2 separate regions of the Homo sapiens genome follow, and region 1 is linked to region 2. The links are chromatin loops, found by intact Hi-C in ENCODE. Cell type or tissue: CD4-positive, alpha-beta T cell. All regions are shown on one strand. Each heading gives the region's core, and the rest is flanking DNA. Links, peaks and the distances in the headings are about the cores only.

Region 1 (4,380 bases), core at 210-4,209, 250 kb after region 2:
GGGAGGCCAAGGCAACAGGATCACTTAAGCCCAGGGGTTCAAGACCAGCCTGGGCAACATAGTGAGACCCCCCCGCCCCCAGCTCTACAAAAAAGTATAAAAATTAGCCGGGAGTGGTGGCACATGCATGTAGTCCCAACTACTCGGGAGGCTGAGGCAGGAGAATTGCCTGAACCCGGGAGGCAGAGGTTGCAGCGAGCCGAGATCGTGCCACTGCACTGCAACCTGGGTGACAGAGCAAGACTCTGTCTCAAAACAAAAACAAAACCCAAACAAAACAACAACAAAATAACAAACAAATTAGCCGGATGTGGTGGCACATACCTGCAGTCCCAGCTACTCAGAAGGCCAAGGCCGGAGGATTGCTTGAGCTCAGGAGGTTGAGGCTGCAGCGGAGCTATGATTGTGCCACTGCACGCCAGCCTGGGTGACAGAGTGAGACCCCGTCTCTTAAAACAAATTTAAAAAAATGCTAGCTCTACGAGGGCAGGGATCTTTGTTTTGTTTGCTGTCATGTCCACAGTGCCTGGAACAGCATTGGGAACAGAGTACACGCTCTATGTGGTTGCCACGGTGATTATAACCTAACAGACCTTTGGTCTGCATATTCTGCGCTAAAAAAAAAAATCAAAAAACAAAAAACCTACCAGATCTGATTTATGTCAGGGCTAGCTCAGACTCTTACCTGTTTCCTGCCCACTCAGTGCCCATCTCGGCCAGTGAATGGGACATAGCTATGACCTCCCTCTGCACTGGGCAAATAGATTAGTAACTGGCAACTATGACAGGCGATCCACTCCAAACCTCGCCACTTCCCTCAGGATAAAATCCCAGGTCTTCTGTGCAGTTTCCAGCCCCCATCCTGCCTAGGATTCCACCATTCAGCCACAAGGAATCATGAACTGCTTGTAGTTTGCAAATACAGTAGTCTCCAGAGTGGAGTACATACACCCTATAAACAAAGCTTTGGGGTTCAACTGGAAAAACTTTAGAATATCTAGATTTGGGGGGTTTTATTGTTTGTTTTTTAGTCTTTTAAAAATAACTTTTTCCTTTTCTTTTTTCTTTTTTTAAAGACAAGGTCTTGCTATGTTGCCCAGGCTGGTTTTGAACTCCTGACCTCCAGTGATTCTCCCACCTTGACCTCCCAAAGTGCTAGCATTACAGGTGTGAACCATCATGCCCAGCTCCATTTATCTATCAATATTTTATATAACAGTTAACAGAATATATTGATATAATTGTATTTGTATATAATTTATAAATAATATCCATCTTTGAGGCCAGGAGTTTGAGACCAGCCTGGGCAACATAGTGAGACCCCGTCTCTACAAAAAAAATAGAAAATTAACCAGGCATAGTGGCATATGCCAGTAGTCCCAGCTACTTAGCAGGCTGAGGCAGGAGGATCGTTTGAGCCCAGGAGTTAGAGGCTGCAGTGAGCCACCATCAAACCACTGCACTCCAGCCTGGGCAACAGAGCAAGATCTTGTCTCAAAAAATAAATAAATGAATAAATATCCATCTGGGGGTGTAACTTTAACACTTTTACCTATAGGGGTGTGCAATGGAGAAAAAAATTTGGAGTCGTTGAACACAATGCTATTTTGCTCCTCAGAGAGTATCCGGCAGTCTCTGGAGACGTTTTTGGTAGTCACAACAGGGAGAGTAGGGAACCACTGGCATCTAGTGGGTGGAGGCCAGGGATGGTGTTAAATGTCCCCCAATACACAGGACAGTCCCCCACACAAAGAACTAGGCCGCCCAAAGTGTCAAGAGTGCTGGGCTTGAGAAGCCATTGCCCAAAAACCCCAGACTTAGTCTTGCTTTGGGGGCTCTGCACGGCTGCCTCATCTCCCCACTCTATTCCTCCCCTAGCTAAGACCTCCAATTTCAGTGACTCTACAAAGCATCCCCTCCTCCAATGAAGTTGCCATCTCTGTGTCCCCAGGCTGGGCCAGAGCCCCACCACCTAAGGGCTCCCTGATGTGCCCTGTACTGGGTTAGAATTGTCCGTCCCACGGGGTTCTTAACCATTGCAGATTCCCTGGATCCCTGAGACAGCCGGATTCTACCGGGCTACTAGAGACCAAGAATCTGTATTTTTCTCAAGCACCGCTCCCCCCAACCACACACACACTGCCTGCCCCTATCAAGGGCACACAGCAGGTGGCCCAGTGACTAGTTGAACGCCTACTGCAAGCCAGGCGCTATTACGCGATCCACTCGGGAATCTTGGCACATACTCCACTCCATGGTGTAGACACCAGGATTCTCCCCATTTCACAGAGGGGTAAACTGAGGTTGAGAGAGGTGACCGTAGCTAGGACAGAGACTCAGGGCAGGAAAAGGGCCCAGGTCCTCATGAGCGCCAGATTCCCGGGGAAGGAGGGAGAACAGAGAGGAGGGTGATGAACTGGGGGAGCGCGCGCTGGGTGGGGGGGCGCGGGGCCTCGCCGCGGCCTTCTGATGCGGCCCCGCCCCCACGAGGGACGTGAAGACGCGGACCCCGCGCAGCGTGGGGACATGTGACCGACTGCAGAGGCCGCGCCGCCTCCCCCGTCCGAGGTCTGCGCGCTCCGCCGCAGGGTGCAGACCCGGGGCGCCCGCCTGGGTTTGGGGCGCAAGAGCAGAGGCGGAGCCAGGGCGGAGCCAGCGCGCCGGGTCCCCCCTGAATCGAAAGCGAAACAGGGGCCGGGGAGGAAGGGCGGAGCCGGCCCCGAGGCACCGCCCCCTGCCCTGCGCGGCTGCTGGACCGACGGGCGCACCCAGGTAGGGGGGCGGCTGAGCCGCGCAGTGCGGACCCTCGCGGGGAACTGCGCCGCCGCCACCATGTCTCAGGAAGGTGTGGAGGTAAGCGATGGCTACGGCTGGGCCGGGGTCAGCCGCGACAGACCCCGAGGAGCGGCCGGGAGGCGCGGAGGGGGCTTCGCAGTTCCTGGGGACCCCCATCCTAGAACCCCAGATCCTTACCCCTGCCTGGCGCTCGCCCCCCTTGAAAAGGAAAGTGACTCCCACGTTTCCCCAGAGCGAAATGAGGCCTCCCCGAGGAAAAGCGGGGGCTGCAGGGTCAAAGGTCAGAGGCCAGAGATAACCTGGCCGCCCCCCCACACCTTAGGCTGGGACGCTCGCCCCAGTCCGCGCCTTCCCCCAACGCCCTGTGGGGACTTTGGCTTTTTCCAGGAAATGCCGTAAAGGGATGAAAGGCGGGGGGGGGGCGGCGGAGGCCAAAACCAAGGGTCAAGTTCGGGCCGGGAGAACGGTGCCTAGAGATGGGGGAGGGATGATCCCGTTTCCCCTTCCCCCACCGGAACCCCCCTGTCTCCATCCCAGCTGGAGAAGAGCGTCCGGCGCCTCCGGGAGAAGTTTCATGGGAAGGTATCCTCCAAGAAGGCGGGGGCTCTGATGAGGAAATTCGGCAGCGACCACACGGGAGTGGGGCGCTCCATCGTGTACGGTGAGGCTGCAGGGGTCCCGGGCCTGGTGCGGGGACCGCGCGTGGGAGCGCCGAGGGGGCGTGGTCTAGGGAGAGGCGTTGAGATCACCTCCCCCGGAGGTCCCAGCCTTGGGGAGGCTCTGCGTCGCGGCTCTGGGTGGCCTGGAACTCCCACAGACCCTTCAAGGGCCCTTCCCTTATATGCACTCTCCCCCGCAGGGGTAAAGCAAAAAGATGGCCAAGAACTAAGTAACGATCTGGATGCCCAGGTAACCTATCCCCTCCCCTCGCAAAGGACCGGGTCACGGGAGGGAGAGCAAGAGGGGGGACCCGACCCGTTCATGGTGACTGACCCCCCTCTGAAACAGGAGGGACCAGGCATTGTCGGTCCATAACTCATCACCCAATCTCACTTTTTCACCTCTCCATCATTTGTCCGGCCAGGGAGCCTGCAAACAGTAGGCGCTCATTATGTGCTGATTGTATTCAATGGGGGAGAGAGCCATGAAACTAAGCAATGAAAGGAGCCAGGATTATTGCCATCATAGCGGGGGCGCAGAGGTCAGAGAAGGCTTACTGGAGGAGGAGGTACCAAGTCTTAAAGGATGGGGAGGAGTGAGCCCTGGGAGGGGAAAGGGAAAGAAAGGCAGGGGTCTTGGGGTGGGGGAGGGAATGGCATAAGCAAAGGCTGGGAGGTGGGGAAGGGTTGTTAGTGGCAGTCTCTAGAAAGGCTAGGATGAGCAGAGGATTGGGGAGGAGAGAGAGGCAGGGGAATGGAACCCTTGTGTTGAATGAATGAATGAATGAATGAATGAATGAATGAATGAATGGCTTTGAAGCACAGGTGCATCATGGCTACTTTGCTTCTTTGACAGCTTTGGTGATGGGAACGCTGTGGATTTAGCCTGCCTGAAAGGCTTAGTGTAGGGCTGTTAAAGAGTATA
Region 2 (4,380 bases), core at 265-4,264:
GAATTTGTGGTTTAGTTAATAGTATTATATTGATATTGGTTTCTTAGTGTTGATAATTATATTATAGCAGGGTTTCTAAGCTTTGGCATTGTTGACTTTTTTGGGTTGGATTTTTTTTTTTTTTTTTTTTTTTTGAGACAGGCTGGAGTGCAGTGGCACGATCTTGGCTCACTGAAAGCTCCACTCCAGGGGTTCAAGCAATTCTCCGCCTCAGCCTCCCGAGTAGCTGGGATTACATGCGCCCGCCACCACACCTAATTTTCGTATTTTTAGTAGAGATGGGTTTTCACCATCTTGGCCAGGCTGGTCTTGAACTCCTGACCTCTTGATCCACCCACCTTGGCCTCCCAAAGTGGTGGGATTACAGGCGTGAGCCACCGCACCCAGCCTTTTATTTTTATTTATTTATTTATTTTTTGAGACAGAGTCTCCCTCTGTCACCCAGGCTAGAGTGCTGTGGCAAGATTATGGCTAATTGCAGCCTCTTAACTCCTAGACTCAAGAGATCCTCCCACCTCAGCCTCCCAAGTAGCTGGGATTACAGGCACGTGCCACCACACCCAGTGAATTATTTTTGTAGAGATAGGGTCTTGCCATGTTGCCCAGGCTGGTCCCCAACTCTGGGCTCAAGCGATCCTCCTGCCTTGGGCTCCCAAAGCCCTGGATTACAGGTGTGAGCCACCACACTCAGCCCTTGGATTGGATAATTCTTTTGGTGGGGGCTGTGCCTTGAAGGATGTTAGCAGCATCCTTGGCATCTAATACTAAATGCCAGTAGCCAGTAGTATCTCCTGTTCCAAAATGTCTGAAGGTGTTGTAACAACCAAAAATGTATCAAGATGTTGCCAAATGTCCCTTGGGAAACAAAATCGCTACTGGTTGAGAATTCTGTTCTATTGTTTATTTAAGACGCTAATATTAGGGAAGTTTGGGTGAAGGGTACATGAAAACCCTACTGTTTTTGTAACTGCCCATGTCTAAAATTATCTTTATAAAAAGTATCTTTTTAATATTATGCTAATACTTGTAAAAAATGTTCTATTAAAACTTAAACTTTTTTTGTTTTTTGAGATGGAGTCTCGCTCTGTCACCTACGCTGGAGTGCAGTGGTGCGATCTCGGCTCACTGCAACCTCCGCCTTCCAGGTTCAAGTAATTCTCCTGTCTCAACCACCCGAGTAGCTGGAATTAAAGGTGCCCACTATCACGCCTGGCTAATTTTTGTATTTTTAGTAAAGACAGGGTTTCACCATGTTGGCCAGGCTGGTCTCGAACTCCTGACTTCAGGTTATCCACCCACCTCGGCCTTCCAAAGTGCTGGGATTACAGGTGTGAGCCACCGAGCCTGGCTTGAGTGCTTTATGTGGATTAATTTATTTAATGTTCACATCAAACAGAAGGATGTAATTGCTTATCCCCGCTTTGCAGATTGGGAAACCGAAGTACAGAGTAACGTTAAGTAATCAGTTCAAGGTCGCATAGCAAGTGTCAGTCCCAGGCTTTAAACCCAAGTCTGGCTCCAGACTTCTCTTAGCCTTCTACTGCATCCTGCGTCTAATTTGTTGTGGGCAGGTTTCCCTATGAGTTCACTTCACTGAGCCTCATTCTTTTTAACGGTCACATAGGGTTCTATGCTAGGTGAACTGTAGTTGCACCCTTTGCTGTCAGTGTCTTCAACTCCCATATCTACCCACAGTTCCCCAACTCTGGGTCCCCAAATACCTCCCCTGTGTCCCACGGGCTCTGCAGACTCTATTTTAAGTTGGCTAAAACTGAGCCCATCTCCTCCCACCTGCACCTCCTCCGTGTTCTTATATGAATGTCAATGTCGGCACCCACTGGTCACCCAGGATGGAGGAAGGAGCCAGACTGCGAGGGAATAAAGGAAGTAAGCAGGTTCCAAAGGACGTGGAAGGCCTTTGGGTCCAGAGCCTAGGGAAAAGTTGAGCCCTGCAAAAAATAAAAGAGGCTGGGTTAGCTTTGGACATCTGTGGGAAACAGGTGGGAAGAGGGAGGATGGAGGAGCCAAATTTAAGCATCGGGTACTTAGGTGCTCATCTCCAAGGCAACTGCATTGCTATGGCAACAGCAGAGGCAGCACCGCCCCGCCCAAGTACCTCCTGGACCGCCGTTACCTCTGCACCAGCCAGACTCTTCCGCATGGGAGGGCTGGGGGCTTGCGGACCTCCGGGAACAGCTCAGGCAGGCGGGAGTTGCTGCGGCATTAGCCAATCCATAAGCTCTATCCCGCCTGGGTGGGCTCTGCGGCGACGCGCGCCAAGAAGGGGTCGGGAGTTTTTTGGCGCTCGCTAAAGGGCGTTGAGAAGGGCGGGCCCGCGTCGCTTCGGACCACTCAGGAGCCGAGGAGAGCGAGTGGGCGGGGCCAGGCTGAGGCTGGCCGGGGGCGGGGCGCAGGGATAACGTGGGAGGGTCCGCCCAGCCTTTCTTCTACCCAATAGAAGGCCAGAAAGCCAATCCGGACCGTTAGGGAGCCCAATGGGCGTCGCCGCCAGGCCCCGTTGCAGAGCGCGTCTAGCCAATAGGCAGCGGCGGCGGGCGGGCGCGGGCGACAGGCGGCGCAGCTGAGGCGGAGCAGGCGCTGCGGCAGGAGGGAAGATGGCGGACGAGGAGAAGCTGCCGCCCGGCTGGGAGAAGCGCATGAGCCGCAGCTCAGGTGCCGCGGGGGTCGGGGCTGGGGCGGGACTGCGCGGGCCCGCGTAAGCAGGGCTCGAGCTCGCCCCTTGGGCGCGGCGGCAGCGCTGCCTCCCTCCCATGGGGTCCTGGCTCTTCCGCGTCGTCCCCGGGGTAACGGCCCCGGCCCGCCCTGTTGTGGGGACTGCGAGCCTCAGGAGCCGCCGGGAAGCCTGAGGAAGCTGAGGCAGGGGGCTGGGCGGGTGAGGGTCCGGGGAGTCCGGGGCGATGGCCCTGGCCCTGCCGGCCCGGCTGATACCTCTCGGCCTAATGCACCTGACACCCCGGGGGACGTCTCTGCACCTTGCTGGGCCCGGGGGCACCCCTGGGAGGGAGACACCCCAGTACCCTGCAAAGGGCGTAGGGTGTTGCCCGGCCTCGGGTCCACAACCTACCCCTGCTAACACCCCTACTGTGTACACCTAATGCTGAGTCTGCGACATCGCCCGTGACATTCTGCCAGACGATGGCCCCTGTGCTTAGGCCCGATTTAAGGGTTAGCCACAATGATAATATTGCCAGTAACAGGGCATGTTTTTCTCTGTGTCAAGCGCTTTAAGTTCTCTCTGAATTGCCGCAACTCTGGGAGCCAGGTAGTTATTACTTCCACCTTACCAGCAAGGAAACTGAGGTCAGAAAACTGAAGGAACTCGTCCAAGATCATTCATTTCAGGGGCCGGGGGTTGGATTAGGACCTAGGCAGTTTGCCTACAAATCCCCCTCCCCGTGTCACTGCAAACTCCTGAGGAGCAGGCCCAGCATCTGTGGGCAGGTCCCGAGTCACTCTGCTGCCTCTAGAGCCCATAGCAATCGCATTTGCAATAATAATTCTCCTTGGTTGAGTGCCAGGTTCTGGTGAACTGTTTGGATACATGGACTCTCCTCATTAACCCCATGAGGTTTGATCTCCTTATTCTCTATTCCCCATTTTTCAGATGAGAAAACTGAGGTGCAGGGAGATTAGAGCCCATTGCCAAGGTTTTAGAGTGAGTCAGTAGCTCAGCTGCATTTGCACCTGGAACCCGCGCTCTCGCCCACCCTGCTCTAGCCCTGGCCTGTGGCTGGGACCTCCAGCATAAACCGGATGCTCTGCCCAGCTCTGGGCCCATTTCTGCTGTTTCTGCTCAGTTCAACCCTGATGGCTTCCTTTATGGGTGACACTCCATGTCACCCAGGCGAACTGTCAGCCTTTGGAGTGGCACCCAGTAGGGTCTTTACTTCCAGTTTCTTGTTCACAGTCTTCACTCCTTCATACCCCTCACTCCCTGGGTAACATCGGGCCACCAGTAATGCTGGTTCCTAGCTCTGCAACACCATGCACGGTGTAGTAGCTAAGAGCAGAGCTTTCGGGTGTGAAGTACCTGAGTACAGTTCCTGCCTTCCCCTGTGTGTGCCTGGAACAGAGTAAACACTCAGGAAGCGTTACCCACTGCTGCCATTCCCAGAGATGCAAAAGGTGAGGTCTCCGTTTTGCCATCTATACAATAGAGATAATAAAGGCTATCCCACTCTTAATGTGTGCCAGTTTCTGTCCTAGGCATTTTGTAGATGTGTGAGCTTATTTAGTGCTTTCTTATTATTATTTTTGGAGATGGTCTCACTGTGTGGCTCAGGCTGCAGTGCAGCCTCTGCCTCCCAGGCTTAAGCAATCCTCCCACCTCAGCCTTTCAAGTAGCTGAGACCACAGGCG

What was found. Peaks named below come from ENCODE experiments on the same cell type or tissue, not always from the same donor. Only the 100,000 strongest peaks of a DNase experiment are listed, where the experiment ranks them.
Region 1: a loop joins it to region 2, with 2.8 times the contacts of the local background. A loop is called at or near these places in 4 of 110 quality-filtered maps.

Annotation. Positions count from the first base shown.
Region 1 is chr19:10,083,596-10,087,975 of GRCh38, forward strand. It overlaps SHFL (shiftless antiviral inhibitor of ribosomal frameshifting), which reads left to right and starts at 2,722. Exons shown (of 8, transcript NM_018381.4): 1 at 2,722-2,853; 2 at 3,334-3,457; 3 at 3,656-3,705. The coding sequence starts at 2,833. RefSeq lists silencers at 2,421-2,640, 2,711-2,990. In CD4-positive, alpha-beta T cell, for the core only: no CTCF peak of the experiment used is centred there; DNase peaks (open chromatin) are centred at 2,656 and 3,506; H3K4me3 peaks cover 2,040 bases; H3K27ac peaks cover 1,860 bases.
Region 2 is chr19:9,832,730-9,837,109 of GRCh38, forward strand. It overlaps PIN1 (peptidylprolyl cis/trans isomerase, NIMA-interacting 1), which reads left to right and starts at 2,589. Exons shown (of 4, transcript NM_006221.4): 1 at 2,589-2,673. The coding sequence starts at 2,616. PIN1-DT (PIN1 divergent transcript) reads right to left here and starts at 2,286. Exons shown (of 2, transcript NR_183873.1): 1 at 2,135-2,286; 2 at 1,350-1,949. RefSeq lists silencers at 2,291-2,630, 2,661-2,880. In CD4-positive, alpha-beta T cell, for the core only: a CTCF peak has its summit at 2,568; DNase peaks (open chromatin) are centred at 2,092 and 2,452; H3K4me3 peaks cover 1,629 bases; H3K27ac peaks cover 524 bases.